Linked DNA regions of Homo sapiens: region 1 is linked to region 2. A link is an interaction called in ENCODE POLR2A ChIA-PET data of the cell type or tissue named here. Cell type or tissue: B cell. All regions are shown on one strand. Each heading gives the region's core, and the rest is flanking DNA. Links, peaks and the distances in the headings are about the cores only. Region 1 overlaps TMT1A (thiol methyltransferase 1A). Region 2 overlaps DIP2B (disco interacting protein 2 homolog B).

Evidence for each region. ChIA-PET counts read pairs that join two places held together with the same protein. Peaks named below come from ENCODE experiments on the same cell type or tissue, not always from the same donor. Only the 100,000 strongest peaks of a DNase experiment are listed, where the experiment ranks them.
Region 1: POLR2A ChIA-PET joins it to region 2 with 5 read pairs; 4 of 35 experiments call an interaction of 5 or more read pairs at or near these places.

The regions. Positions count from the first base shown.
Region 1 is chr12:50,927,638-50,935,724 of GRCh38, reverse strand. It overlaps TMT1A (thiol methyltransferase 1A), which reads right to left. Exons shown (of 2, transcript NM_014033.4): 2 at 3,217-5,811. The coding sequence ends at 5,575. It also overlaps a transcript of HIGD1C not described here. Among named protein-coding and RNA genes, the nearest start is that of TMT1A, 6.7 kb to the right of the region's middle. RefSeq lists an enhancer at 1,605-1,899. In B cell, for the core only: no CTCF peak of the experiment used is centred there; no DNase peak of the experiment used is centred there; H3K4me3 peaks cover 194 bases; H3K27ac peaks cover 1,873 bases.
Region 2 is chr12:50,719,507-50,727,593 of GRCh38, reverse strand. It overlaps DIP2B (disco interacting protein 2 homolog B), which reads right to left. Exons shown (of 38, transcript NM_173602.3): 26 at 6,198-6,321; 27 at 4,271-4,392; 28 at 2,708-2,819. Among named protein-coding and RNA genes, the nearest start is that of ATF1, 41 kb to the left of the region's middle. In B cell, for the core only: no CTCF peak of the experiment used is centred there; no DNase peak of the experiment used is centred there; H3K27ac peaks cover 747 bases.

The DNA of each region.
Region 1 (8,087 bases), core at 2,501-6,500, 210 kb before region 2:
TTAAGCCTAGGTGTTTGAGACCAGCCTGGGCAACACGGTGAGACCCTATCTCTACTAAAAATAAAAAAATTAACCAGGTGTGCTGGTGCATGCCTGTGGTCCCAGCTACTTAGGAGCCTGAGGCAGGATGATCACTTGGGCCTGGGAGATTGAAGCTGCAGTGAGCCATGATCACACCACCTCATTACAGCCTGGGCCACAGAGGGAGACCGTGTCTCAAAAAACAACAAAACAAAAAACGGTAAATTCTGAATGGTAATTTTCCTAGTTCACATATATGTTACCATGTAGTTCTCTGCAGGTTCCCAAGATGGTTTCCTTTAGAAACAAAATAATACCTTGCACATTGCTGGTTCATTATTTACTTTGCCCTTTGTTCAGGTGACCTCTGCTCCGTTTCTCTGGCACTGGGATTAACCAGTGGCTCCACAGTTCAACAGGGAATTCTTTTTATTTTTTAATGTAGCCTAATGCTTCTGGTTTTAAATATTGAGAGAGTTAAAGTGATACTGAACAGTTTGCCTTTTTGCTTTTGTTGGTACTGGTTTGCTATGATTCATCAGACTTTTAATTACTTTAACAGATAAACAAGAATTTCAGTTATGTTAAGTTCTGTGTTTTCTAAACCAAGACGAAAGGGGAAGGCTTATGGTACGATCAAGAGTACAAAAGGAACTATTAGGCAATGTCTGCTTTACTTTCTATTCAAGTTTGAACTATGTAGGAATTCAGATGAAACAATTTGAATATTAGAACACTTGGGAATAAAAAATGTTTCAGAATATAAGACATTTTAATGTACCTTTGTGTGTGTGTGTGTGTGTCAGCCATTAAAATAAGCATTTGGCTCATTGTCCCAGGGTCTTAACAAGATTTAGGAAGAAACTGATGGAAATAGTAACCATCCTAGAATCTGCCCTTGAGGCTCTGGTGCCCAGCCCTGTCTGGTTTCTTTCATTTCCTTGAATATAGTGTGTTTCCTCCTTTCACTTGGCTGTGGCACGAGCTATTCTAGTTGACTGAAATATTCTTTTTTCATTCTTTGGAATTCAGCTCAGATGTTACTTCCTCAAGAAAGCCTCAGAGCTTCTCCTCTTGGATAGGTCAGATTACATTCGCTGGGCACCCTGAGCTTCTTCCTCATCTATAGAAAACATTTATCATCATTGTATGCTCCACGCAGGCAGGGATATGTCTAGTTATTCAGGGCTCTAAGCCAGGCACTAAGAGCAGAGCACACAGTAGACACTCAATAAATATCTGTTGAATGAAGTCAACCTATATTAAGTGCCAAGTGCATTGCTTCATTTACTCCTCAGCATAACCTTTTAGGTAGATACCCCCATTTACAGATGAAAAAACAGATAACTTGCTCAAGGTCACAGACTCAACCAATGACACAACCAGGACTTGACCATGTCACTTTGATGCCAAAGCCAGTGTTTCAATTTGTCTTTTACTTTCTTTGTTGCAAGCAGTTATCCCACTGAAAATCCAGTGTTCTAAGCATTGTACTATATGATCTCCCATAGGAAGACAGACAGGGTCTGATCCAAATCCGGTGAAATCCAGCAATGGGTTTATAATGTATATTTGTTATGTGCCTTCCTAGCATCCATTGCAAATTCAACCCAATGACCACAACCAAGGAGCATTTAGCAAGGGGATTTTATTACTTGCAACAAGTAAGGAGAATGCCAGGGCTGTATCTCCCAGAGCAGTATCTCCCAGAGCTGGGGGCTTGGTCAGGTTTTGTAAGTATAGGGTAATGAGGCATGATCTGATTGGATCTTGCAATGAGGTGATGCCGGGAGGCATGATCTGACTGGATCCTGCCATGGGGTGATACCACAGCTTGATCTGATCGGTCATGGATCCTCCCATGTGTCTGCTTCTTAATTCAGTCCCCATCCTTGGACTGAGCACTTAGCTTAGGTTCCCCCTGTGGTTGCAGGCTTGGTTCATCTGGGTGTGCTCAGGGCACATGACCTGAGGGTCCATTGGCAACTGAAAAACAACTCACAACTTTGTTACATAAAGGTTAAATCAGATTGGTCTGGTATGGCCACAAAAAGTAGGCTTGCTCTTTCTAACTGGGCTTGTGCCCTGGAAGCATGAAGGTCAGAGCCATTTCTACCAACTTGCTACCTAATAGAGCAGAGGGGAGGACAGACATGACCCTAGAGATTGTCTGGCTCCTGATAACATTATCTGAGCCCTGTTCAGGCTGTGCCTGAGGCTTTCTGCCTGTATGATTTTCACTAATTTGAGTTGATAGTCCTTTTTCTGCTTAAGTCTGTTTGGATTGGGATTCTGTCACTTGGAATCAAAGGATTCCTAACCAATATAGGACCTAAAAGACATTGGACATGTTTTGCCTTTTTTTCTTTCTCCCTTTTGCACAGGCTGAAGTCATTTCCTCAGGCTCTTAAAATGATTATAAATATGTGTTCTCTGGATTCAAGGAGGAAAGCAGTAAAAGAAGGTGTTATGGCAGCAATGATTATCAAAGGAGATTTTGTGGTTTGGGGAGTCAGGGCTTCTAAGACTTGCTCAGTAACTTGTGGAATGACTGTAAAAAACTTCATTTATTTATTTCTCTACACCTCAGTTTTCTCTGAAAAGTGACAATAATATTTGCCACACCACTTAGACAAGAGGGAATTGACAAGACTGTGCCTAGGACTTTGTACTTTGGTATTATCTTTCAGTGTAATGACATTTCATCATTTCAACCTGTGGCTTTTCCTATTTCTCAATCACTAGACTGACCAATAGTGAGATGGTTGGATTAAGGAGGTTCCAATTCTGGGGAGATGACAGAGGAAGGAGATTCATGTTCCAGAGCTTAGGAAGCAGTAGGTGTGCATTCGACCTCACTGCATCAATAACTTTTCACGTTCAAGAGATAGTTAAAATAGTAAAAGCTTCCTTTCTTTCTGCTCTGTGGATTTCACAAATGGGATCGTTAGACTTGAACTTTTTTGCTTTTTTAAAGTAGCCAAACATGATCACATGATGGACTTGAACTTTTCAAAACCCATTCTGATACTTCTAGGATTGCTTTGTGTAAAATCTATTGGCTGTGTTTATAGTTACCTGGCTGTAGAAAGAAAAATTTACATGTTTAAATAGCTAAAATTTCCACAATGAAGGAATAAGCCTCCCAGAGACATTAAGAAAAAGGAAACCAAGCCAGCAAAGATATAAACCATATTTCTGTTCCTAACACAAATGTGAATTTATTGGTTGATTTGATATTTAAAATAGTACTTTTACAAAATCATCTCAGAAAATATACTACATTTATTAAAATTCCTACAAACCATTGCAGAAAATATTAAACCCTCTAACCAACCTAACACTCGCTTTCAGAGGCACTTGTGATGATTTTCACAGCTTCCATAGTTGCAAAGAACAAAGAAATCATCTTCCAACAGGGGTGGAATTAGATAAGAATAATCCAAAAAATATTTATTTCTTTACAGACTCACAGATTGCTTGATGTTTAGGGGCTCTTACCTAGGATACCTAATTATTCAAGGTTTTCCTAATTTAGTAGACTTTTTCATTGCCTACAATCTACAATATTCAGCAAAGTATTAAGGAAAATGAACCCAAGAACCTTAACCACCTCAAATAGTTTTATGGATATACTAAACTGTCAAGTACAATCTTTATCTTAAGACTTGAGAACTGGAATGCAGGAAAACAAACTTTGGTGGAATACTGGAATAAAAGACATAAAGCTGGGCAGAACTAGGTGTGGCAACCTTGTATGTTAATTCTGAAAGCCAGACCAGTGACGCTAAGAATAACAAATAGATTCAGATTTGTTTTTCAGAAACTTGAGCTATTTCGGCCAGGTGCACTGTCTCACACCTGTAATCCCAACAATTTAGGAGGTCAAGGTGGGAGAATCACTTGAGCCCAGGAGTTCAAGACCGGCCTAGGCAACACAGTGAGACCCTGTCTCCCTGTCTCTACTTCTTTTTTTTTTTTTTTTTTTTTTTGAGACGGAGTCTTGCTCTTGTCACCCAGGCTAGAGTACAATGGCATGATCTCGGTTCACTGCAACCTTCGCCTTCTGGGTTCAAGAGATTCTCCTGCCTCAGCCTTCCAAGTACCTGGGATTACAGGCACCCACCACCACGCCTGGCTAATTTTTTTTTTTTTTTGTATCTTTAGTAGGGTTTTGCCATGTTGGCCAGGCTGGTCTTTAACTCCTACCTCGTGATCCACCCGCCTCGGCCTCCCAAAGTGCTAGGATTACAGGCGTGAGCCACCACGCCCAGCCCCCTGTCTCTTTTTTTAAAACACAATTTAAAAGCAGAAAGAAAAAATCTGTGCTGTTTAGACTCAGATTCTTAATTAGCTAGTATTTCTTAATTCAATCAATAAATTATTAAGACCTTTTCACTGCTCCCTTTTTAAAGTCTTCTTTGGAGTGATTTAAGTGCTTCTTATTACCAAGCTCTCAAAGAGAAGATAAAATTAAAATCTGATGGGTAACCATTTAAATAAGACAACTGGGGTAACCCATTTCTCCAGGACCCCTCTCTGCAACAGAGAGCTATTCTCTTTCTTTGGCCTAGTAAACCTCTGCTCTTAACCTTAAAAAAAAAAAAAAAAAAGCAATTGGAAAAAATTTCAAGTCAATGAATAAAATAAGATTTGGGGATAATGGTAGATGCTAATTATGAAAGTCGACTGTTTCCTTTGAAGGGGGAGTTCAAAGCTGTTTTTTTGATGTGAATTCTTTGGGAGACAATAGAAAATGGCTAAATAGGATATAACAGAAACTTTTAAGGATGGAATTCAACTTTACCTAAAAAAGGTTTCAGGCCAGGCATGGTGGCTGACGTCTGTAATCACAGCACTTTGGGAGGCCGAGGCAGGCAGATCACCTGAGGTCAGGAATTTGAGACCAGACTGACCAACGTGGGGAAACACCATCTCTACTAAAAGTACAAAATTAGCCGGCGTGGTGACGCATGCCTGTAATACCAGCTACTCAGGAGGCTGAGGCAGGTGAATCACTTGAACCCGGGAGGTGGAGGTTGTGGTAAGCTGAGATCACAGCATTGCACTCCAGCCTGGGCAACAAGAGCGAAAACTCCGTCTCAAAACAAAACAAAAAAACCTTAAGCTGGGTGCGGTTGCTCACGCCTGTCATCCCAGCACTTTGGGAGGCTGAGGTGGGTGGATTGCCTGAGATCAGGAGTTCAAGACCAGCCTGGCCAACGTAGTGAAACCCTGTCTCAACTAAAAATACAAATTAGCTGGGCATGGTGGTGGGCACCTGTAATCCCAGCTACTAGGGAGGCTGAGGCAGAAGAATCGCTTAAACCCGCGAGGTGGAGGTTGCAGTGAGCGGAGATCACGTCATTGCACTCCAGCCTGGGCAACAAGAGCAAAACTCTTTCTTCCCGCCAAAAAAAAAAAAAAAACCAACAACAAACCAAAAAAACCGCCCCCCAAAAAAAAGGTTTCTCTTCTCCCACTTAGCATTTTAAATGTAAAACTGAAGCTTTAAATTCTTTGAGCCATTCAGCTCTTAACTGCCAGCTCACACTATTTCACAGCATATCCATAGATATGAGGGCGCACCAACTCCCAGGACAGTGGGGCCTGGATGTGCTGCAGCTTCAGCTTAGAGAAGCTGGCCCGCTCCAGGGCCTTCCAGCTCTCTCTGGTCAGGTTGCACCCATCAAACAGAAGGTGCCAGGCAGGATCCAGGACTTGTTGCCAGAAGTAATTCCAAGTCGAACACTCAGCTGCCACATGCTCCATGAAATAGAAAGCCCCTCCCTGAGAAAGAAAGAAAAAAAAAAACATTTCAAGGATTTTTTCATTTCTGCTTTTTTAATTTATTTTTTGAAAATTGTTCTCTGGCACTGCCTTGCAAACCTGTGAGAGAACCGTAGAGTTCTGAGCAGGAGGGTCACTCCACACTAAGCACACCCTTGAGACTGAATAACCATGTTTTAAATTTTTGTGCCATTTTCACAAATATGTACGTGATATGATTAATGAAAATTCTGATTCATCTAAAATCATTACTGAATTCAAGGTAACATTTTGTCATTAGGTATTTTATTCAGTCAGTGGATGCTAAATGTAAATTACTCTTTGTAGGAATTAGCAACTGCTGCTTTCATTGAGGAGTTTTATAAATGTTGATCAAGTACAGGCACAATAGATGTTATTACATGTTATGTGTGGGGACATCTTCAGAAGTTTTCTACATATCTACCTCTGAGGGGAGTAAGGAGCAAGGGACCAGACAGTCACCTCACAAAATTGTGGTAACTGCACCACTCTTCTTGGCCTCCTCTAGTTATCCTAGTCTTGGCTCCTCAGGCAGAGTTTAGAGAGAGAATTCAGTTTAGTGATGGAGTTTCCCCAAATTATATGGGTCAGTGTAAGACCTATGTTACGAATAGAAAAATTGGAATTTCCTGATTTATTTATTCATTTATTATTTCTTGAGACAGGGCCTGGCTCTGTCACCCAGGATGGAATGCAGTGGCACAGTCTCAGCTCACTGCAACCTCTGCCTCCTGGGCTCAAGCAATCCTACTGCCTCAGCCCCCCAAGTAGCTGGGACAACAGGTGCACACCACTACACCCAGCTAATTTTTTTTTTTATAGAGACAGAGTTTCGCCGCATTGCCCAGGCTGGTCTCGAACTCCTGAGCTCAAGTGATCCTCCTGTCTAGGCCTCCCAAAGTGCTGGGATTACAGGCGTGAGCTACCGTGCCCGGCCCTGATTTTAAAAAAAATCTTCATAGGATAGGGCAGCATAAAGGAGGAGAGGCAGGTTTGGGGAGGTCAGTGTTGCCCTCTGGTTTACATATGTTAAGAGGTGCCTCTGAGCAATCCAGGAGACTGTTGAGTAGACGGCTGGATATGAAGGTTTGGGGTCAGAAGAGAGACCTGGGATAGATGTTTAGATTTGGAAACATCTGTATATATGTGGTATTTGAGAACTGTGGAGGTATATGAGATTGCTGGGGAGTGTATATAAGTGAAATGAACCAATGAAAGGAGTTAGCCAGCTTGCTTTAGGCAGACAGTAGGGAAGGGTCCCGGAAGAACTTCTGACCAGTCCCACAAATGGTTACATGAGATGTTTTGTGCAGATAAGGGAACTTGCACAGGGGCTTGCCTAAACATGCCTGCAGCCCACTAAGGCCCCACATGCACGCTGGGGGAATGGGGTGGAGCCACCAGGAATTCATGCCTTTACAAACAGGGAATCCAGCTCCATCAGCTTTTCAGTTGCGAAGGGGGCAACCAGCAACCTGTTTTCAGGACCCCTCTTTTTGCTGAGAGCTTTCTGTTTCGCTTGATAAATTCTACTCCACTCACTCTTCCATGTTCACGTGCCTATTTCTTCCTGAATGTGAGACAAGAACCTGGACCTAGCTGAGCTAAGGAGCAAAAATCCTGTGTCACCAAGAAAGGAACCCCAGTGGTAGGAGATGGGTAGAGGAAGAAGAGCCAGCAAGAGTGATAGCAATGTTGAAATCAGAAAGATGAAAACCCCAATAACAAGCACTGTGGTACAGTGGTAAGAATATTTGCATTTGCATTTGGCTGGGCGCGGTGGCTCACACCTGTAATCCCACCACTTTGGGAGGCCAAGGTGGGTGGATCACTTGAGGCCAGAAGTTGGACACCAGCCCGGCCAACATGGTGAAACCCCATCCCTACTAAAAATATAAAAGTTAGCCAGGCGTGGTAGCATGTGCCTGTAAACCCAGCTACTCGGGAGGCTGAGGCAAGGAGAGTCACTGAACCTGGGAGGTGGAGGCTGCAGTTAGCCAAGATCATGCCACTGTACACCAGCCTGGGCGACAGAGCAAGACTCTGTTTCAAAAAAAAGGAATATTTGCATTTGCATTAAAGAGAGCCATGTCTACTAGCTGTGTAACTTTGGGCAAATTCCTTAATCTCTCTGAGTCTGTTTCTTTGTCCTAACATGAAGATATGTACTTTAGAGGACTGTTGACAGGGTTAAATGAAAATGTAATAAAGTTCCCTTGTTATATCCAGCAGAGAGTGGGTGCTTGGCAGGAGCT
Region 2 (8,087 bases), core at 2,439-6,438:
GCTTAGGCCTCTCATATTTAACCAAGTAGCTCACATATGTCATTCTTAGAGGTGGGCTGGGGTTGAGGACAACACTAGACAACACAGGCAAGCAAATCTACATCAGGTAAATGTATCTGCTAGCAGCTTAGTAAGGGGAAACAGAACACAGTAGGAAGCAGACTGCTGTTCAAATGCCAGCTCTACCCTCAGCTACGTGACCTTGGAGTTATTTCACCTCTTTGTGTCTGTTTTCTTTTTCTCTAAAATGAATCTCTAAAATAATACCTACCCTCATAGAACTGTTGGGAAGTTAATTCACATAAAGCACTTTTAAAGCAACTGACTGAAGAAATGCTCAAAAAGCATTAGCTGTTATGCTGGTTTCAAGTTAAAGTTCATTATTTACACTTTAGTATGTGTTATATTAATCATGTATGGATTTAAAAGTTGGAAAGTATTTCTCTAAGTTAAATTAGCAGATTTTTTCTTTTTTTGAGACAGAGTCTTGCTCTATTGCCAAGGTTGGAGTGCAGTGGCTCGATCTCGGGTCACTGCAACCTCCATCTGCTGAGTTCAAATGATCCTCCCACCTCAGCCTCCTGAGCAGCTGGGACTACAGGTCCATGCCACCATGCCTAGCTAATTAAATAAAAATTTTTTTTGTAGAGGTGAGGTCTCACTGTATTGCCCAGGCTAGTCTCCAACTCCTGAGCCCAAGTGATCCTCCTGCCTCAGCCTCTCAGAGTGCTGGCATTACAACCATGAGCCACTGCACCTGGCTAACCTGGCAGAATTTTAAGAATAGTAATCTATCTGGGTGCAGTGACTCAGGCCTGTAGTCCCAGCTACTTGGGAGGCTGAGGCAGGAGGGTTGTGTGAACCCAGGAGTTTGAGACCAACCTGGGTAACATATCAAGATCATGTCTCTTTAAAAAAAAAAAAAGAAAGAAAGAAAAATGGTGGCCAGGTGCGGTGGCTCACACTTGTAATCCTAGCACTCTGGAAGGCCGAGGCAGGTAGACCACTTGAGGACTGGGGTTCGAGACCAGCCTGGCCAACATGGCAAAACCCTGTCTCTACTAAAAATACAAAAATTAGCCAGGCATGGTGGTTCATGCCTGTAATCCCAGCTACTCGGGAGGCTGAGGCAGGAGAATCCCTTGAACCCAGGAGGTGGAGGTTGCAGTGAGCCGAGATCGCGCCACTGCACTCCAGCCTGGATGACAGAGTGAGGGCCCCGTCTCCAAAAGAGAATGGTAGCCAAGAACTGGGAATTCGCTGCTTTCACTCATTTATGATACCTCCTCTGCTTCCCCCCATGTGCTTTATAAGTATGCCAAAACCAGGGATGTCAAAGATTTCCTCTGGCTCCAGCCATACCTCTTCAATGGCTCCTTTGGCTTTCTGGATCAAGAAGGATGTCTGACTCTGAGTTTTAAATCACCATAACATGGGGCACCCATTTCTGGTCAAATGAAAGACTAACACCTTTGACCTCCCTTTGTGCAGGGAAGGGTCACTCCTATGACCACTCAAGTGCCTAAAGAAACCTTCCTGTTGTGATTGAGCCCATTAACCATAGACCTACCAGCATCATTAACACCAACACAATCCATTTGTGATAAATATTGTATATAACTGTGCTTCTATCCTTCAGTAACAAATATTTAAAAAACCCAGTTCAGCATCTGGTACACAATAACCACAAATACATGTCATTCCTGCATTTGAATCCAGAGTTAAAAAAAAAAAAAAAGGGTAGGGAGGACATTAATGGTTAAGAGGCTGGGAATGGAGCCAAACTGGCTGGATTTGAATTTCAGTTCTGCTGCTTATTTAACTTCCCTCAGTTTTCTAATCTGCAAAATGAGGATAAAAATAGCAACTTACAGGGTTATTGTAAGGATAAAATTATATAACACATTAAATGACTGACATATCATAAGGGCTCAATGAAGATTAGATGTTATCATTATGATTACATGCTAGAAGCTTTGTGTTACATCATTTAATCTTTACAACTCCCACTTTATAGACAGGTTAGTACGGATACTCAGAGAGTAGCAGATACAGCAGGACTTAAACCCTACCTGCCTGACTCCAACACCCACACTCTTCCTATACCACAGCTTTTTCAGCTATTCCCTTATCTTATCCCCTTCTTTAATACGAATACTATCTAAAAATTCTGCACTTTATGGCTTTCGAAGTATAGCATTTTCATATTATACTGCATTTCATCTTCTCAATAAATATTCAAGTCAGGCAGGGGTAGGCAGTAGCTTAGGAAAGGGTAATTTCAGTCAAGATTACACAAGCAGTAGGTAATGAAGCTTGAGCCAGAACCCAAATCACCTGACTCCTAGTCCAGTATTGTTTCAACAATATCACATCTCGAACGAAAGGATCAGATTGTCTCAATATTTTACTTGGCCCTACATGTACATAGTCACATGTAGCATAAAAACCTAACCACCTTTTTATGATGCCAAGAGTAACAGCAAAACAATTTTGTTTGGAGAGCTCTTAGCAGACTGTGATCTGGCTCTTTGCATCTGCTGTCAGTGTCTAGTCCTGCACAAGCTTACTGATCCTAGGTTTTGCCTCTGTCTTAGCAGGCAGAAGACATAAAGGCAGGGTAAACACGTCTGGCATGAGAATGGAGGAGATCTCAGGTATTGTGAGCTCTCAGTCCCTCCACCCTCAGAAGAAGTCTCCCTTTCACCTGTGTCAATGATGGTTGGCCAGGTTTTCACATCCACAGCTGCTGCTGCCTCTCGGGACCTCAGTAGCCTCATTAGGGTCTGACTGGTGAGAATACAGGCTGCTTTGCTGACCTAGAAAACAAATGGACAGCAATAAGCATCAGGAGGCTCAGCCCCAACATGGCACCACAGGCCCTGGCTGCTGCTAAAAGCCACTCATGTACCACACTGGACAGGACAGTTTCAAAGAACACATGTGAGACAGACGAGGTCAGTGTTACTCCCTTGCATGTTTCCTTCTGGAAATGTGTGACATTTAATTCTCTCAGAATGATGGACCTGTTCACAATACACTGTATCATTTATAACAGTGATTCTCAAAGTATTTCAGTTATAATCTCAGTATAGATCCCACAATCCCAAGATTTCATGAAGACCACAATTAAATAAAGATGTGGGTTTTGTAGTGCTCAGGAAATGAGAAGAATCGGATAACCATGTTTGAAGGAGACTGCCCCAGTCTCTAGTGAATGATGAGACTTACTACACCTAGCCCATACACTGAACCTAAGGAACCCTGATGCTGATATAAGCTCTCACAGAAACTAGGTTCTCTTGCCCAGCTATACACAGAAATGCAAAGTGACCTATGACCTACTTTGCCCACGAACTGCATCAACAGCAACTCCCCTCCCTGCTTTTCTGGCCCACTTTGTAGAATATAACAAGGGCATTTTGCTGAATTACACTTTGTAATAAAATCATCTATGGTGATCATGGCTTTTATACTGTGGGCTCCATTTTTGCTGACAGAGCAGCAGTTCTCAGAGAAGCAAATGCTACATGAACTGGAATTTTGTAATCTGTCAGCACTGGCCAAGGCTTCCCCTTGCTGTAAACACTAGGATCTCATGCAATACACACTTATCTTATTTTCTTTAACTCTCATATCCTATAAAAACTTCTATCATCTCCAGAGCAAGTTCTGGACACCTTTTAATGCTATACCAAGTAAATTCACAAAAGTAACTAAAATAGAAGTGACTTGACACTGGGGATAATTCAGTTTGGCATTTAAAATCGCCTAGATAATTTTGCAGGAAAAATATCAGACAGCACGTTTTAGACAGAAGGGAGGGGGAAACACTTTTTTTTTTTCTTTTGGCGACAGGGTCTGCTCAGGCTGGAGTGCAGTGGCATAATCTCAGCTCACTTCTAACCTCCACCTCCCAGACTCAAGGGATCCTCCCACCTCAGCCTCCTGAGTCGCTGGAACTACAGGCAAGTGCCACAATGCCTGGCTACCTTTTGTGTTTTTGTTGTAGAAATACTAATGGCTGCTTCACCTCTTTAATGTTCATGATAACTGCACACAATTCTGTATCTCACCAATAACCACTTTCCCCCAGTTCCTTCACTGAATAATGATGACTGCTTTGGCTGGATTAACAAAAAGGAGGTAGTCTCCAGAAGACAAATTTGAATTCCTGACTTAACAAAATTGGAAAATTAGTAAGGATCCTTAGTTGTCTGAATCTGGATTTTAGGAGATGAGGACAAGGCAAGATACAGCTGGTACTTACATCAACAATCATTCGGACAGTGGGCAGCGTGGCCGTGAGGTTCTGAGCATGTGGAGGTCTGACGGTCACAGGTATACAGCCCGCATACAGGCAGCCATAGAAGGCGGCGATTAACTCAATGCCTGCAAGACAAAGGACCCTGTCAGGAGAGTCACTGAACTGCCTAAGAGCACTGAGAAACTAAAAGGCAAATTTTCCAAAACAATTAAATCATGTGCCAGACAGGTTCTGTAGACCATAATTTAACAAAGACCCTAGCAGAAGATATTGAAAGTGAAAGAAGGAAGCATATAAAACTTTAGAAAATATAGAGAAAACAATTAACAAAAAAGGAAGGAAATCAGCAGTAAACTCCTGAAATATTTCTGAAGAAGGTATATTGATATTATTGCTTGATATTACTCAGGAGGAATAACTGCAGAAACCAGGAATGGTTAACTAGGAAAATAAAAGAATGGAGAAAGGAGAGGTGAGGAAGCCCTGAGCTTCTTAAAAATATTTAGAAGGCTGCTCTAAAAAGAGCCATCAGACTTCTTAGATGTTGTTGAAGGGGTATGAGTTTTAGGGAGCAAAGTGTGACTCAGTCTGAGGAAGACTCTGGGCAGAGGCCTCGTCAGGAAGAGCTCAGGTCCTTCCCCGTGGCCTCTCACCGACTGACAGGTGCAAGGCCATCTCCTGGGCATGTAATGGTGGGGACTGCTTTATCACATGATCTTCTACGAAATCTCAGTATCTAGGTAAATAAGGCAGCACATGAGAATCACATAATGAGCCAGGCATGGTGGCACACACCTGTAATCCCAGCACTTTGGAAGGTTGGGGCAGGTGGATCACCTGAGGTCAGGAGTTTGAGACGAGCCTGGCCAACATGGTGAAACCCCATCTCTACTAAAAATACAAAAATTAGCTGGGCGTGGTGGCGTGTGCCTGTGATCCCAGCTACCCAGGAGGCTGAGGCAGGAGAATCACTGGAACCAGGGAGGCGGAGGTTGCAGTGGGTGGCAGAGCAAGGCTCCGTCTCAAAAATAAAATAAAATAAAATAAAATAAAATAAAATAAAATAAAATAAACAAACAAACAAACAAAAAAAAATCACAGAACAATATGAAGTGTGGGGGGATAACAGGCCAAAGAAAGCTGGATGTATGAGTGGATTAGGTGACAGAAATAATGAAGGGAAAACTCCAATATTTCACCCAGAATTTTGAATCTTTACACCAAATTGTCACCAAATAATTCTGAACCCCTCTTACTATGAAGATGAGGTTGTTGAATTAAATCAGAACATGAAAGTAGCAACAACAGAAGAAGACTAAATCGTAATATGAAAACTCACACCCCTTCAAAACTCACACCCCTTCAACAACATCTAAGAAGTCTGATGGCTTTTTATACATCAGCTTTCTAAATATTTTTAAAAAGCTCAGGGCTTCCTCACCTCTCCTTTCTCCATTCTTTTATTTTCCTAGTTAACCGTTCCTGGTTTCTGCAGTTATTCCTCCTGAGTAACATCAATCATAATACGAAAAATGTTCACAGAATTCACGCACAACATTTCTTTGGGGACTGGGTGAAATTGCCCCATTCCTGAACATTCATAGAAACAAAGCATCTGTTTTGAAGGTTTCCAAAAGCCAAGTAGCTGAAGACTTCATTCATTCATTATTTACTGAGTGCCTTTTATGTGCCAGGCACTAATAGAAATCTAAAGGTACAAAAACAGACATGGTCCCAGGAGAGCCACTGTACTGCACAACTTGGGGGGTGAGGATTGGTTCCCACTTTGGCCTGTGTGCATGGTCTTCTAAGTGTTGGGAAGTACACTGCTTGCAAGTCATAGAGAGTAGCTCTGAGTGCCTATCCTTTTATAATTTGTAGTCAGTCTAGTATTGGAGCTTAAACTCTAGTCTGCCAATCCAATGCTTACCAGGTGGATAGAGCAACACCACATTATCTCCTGCATTTAGATGTCCCTTATCACCAAGAACAGATGCAATCCTCTCTGCTCGCTTATGAAGCTGAAGGCAGCTGGCTGTGCATACAGTGGTTCCCTTTAAACAACAGAAAGGATAAGCGGGTCAAAGCTCAGAAAGGAAATAAACAGTAATAAGCACAGCCAATTCAACATCATACCTGAAAGGCTTGTGCTTTTGTAGATTATCCTTAGCAAGTTATCAATTCTAGTGAAAATTCCCTTAGCATCAAAGACGTGTGGGGCTGGACAGGGTGGCTCAAACCTGTAACGCTAGCACTTTGGGAGGATGAGGTGGGAGCACTGCTTGAGCCCAGGAGTTCAAGACAAGCCTGGGCAACACAGCAAGATCTCCTCTCCACTAAAAATACAAAAAAGAAATCAGTCAGGTGTGGTGGTGGCACATGCCTGTAGTCCCAGCTACTCAAGGGGCAGAAGTGGAAGGATCACTTGAGCCAATGCCTGGGCGACAGAGCGAGATTCTGTCTCAAAAAAGAAAAAATAATAATAAAATAAAATCAAACAAAAAGACATGTATGGGACGCTTTTTCTTTCTTTTTTTGTTCTGACATGGTCTTGCTGTTGCCCAAGCTGCAGTGCAGTGATGTAATCACAGCTCACTGCAGCTTGCAGCCTCAAACTCCTGGGTTCAAGCCATCCTCCTTCCTCATCCTTTCAAGAAGCTGGGATTATAGGCATGAGCCACCGTGCCTGGCTGACATTTTTAAATGAAATATGAGAACCCTAATGAATCTGTGGGCTTGAAAAGAAGCTCACTTCATGCAGAGGTGGAACAAGAAAGTCCCCAAATTTTCTGTCATAAAAGTAATGGTTCTTAAGATTTTTAACGACTTTTCAATAAGATGCACAACATATTCCTCTCATTAAGTTCTATTATTGCATAAATTCTCAAAAAAAAAAAAAATCAGATTCCAGGGGGATGGAGGAGATGGGTATACTTTGGATAAGTCCCCTAAGAGATCCAATAGGCACTTCCAGTCTTCCCCTGCTGGGGAGAAATACTACTATCCACATGGTCACAGACTTTGAGCCTGTGACTCAGACATCAACACAAAAATTCAGCTGACTCCCACAGAATGCATAACTTTAAAATACAATATATAGGCCGGGCACAGTGCCTCAAGCCTATAATCCTAGCACTTTGGGAGGCCAAGGCAGGTGGATCCTGAGGTCAGGAGTTCGAGACCAGCCTGACCAACATGTGAAAGCCCGTCTCTAATAAAAATATAAAAATCAGCTGGGCCTGGTGGTGGGCACCTGTAATCCCAGCTACTCGGGACGCTGAGGCAGGAGAATCGCTTGAACCCAGGAGGCAGAGGTTGCACTGAGCTGAGATGGCACCACTGCACTCCAGCCCAGGTGACAGAGCAAGACTCCATCTCAAAAAAATACATATATATATTTTTTTCTTTATATATATTTATATATTATAATGTAATATATATTATTATATTTAATATAATATATATATTTTTTCTTTTTTTATTTTTGAGACAGGGTCTTGCTCTGTCACCCAGGCTGGAGTGCAATGGCGCATTTTCGGCTCACTGCAACCTCCGCCTCCCGGATTCAAGCGATTCTCCTGCCTCGGCCTCCCGAGTAGCTGGGATTACAGGTGCCCGCCACCACGCCCAGCTGATTTTTATATTTTTAGTAGAGACAGCGTTTCACATGTTGGTCAGGCTAGTCTTGAACTCCTGACCTCAAGTGATCCACCCGCCTTGGCCTCCCAAAGTGTTGGGATTACAGGTGTGAGCCACTGTGCCCAGTCCTAAAATACAGTATTATAACGAACCATCCATCAGAAACCAGTAGTTAAATGTG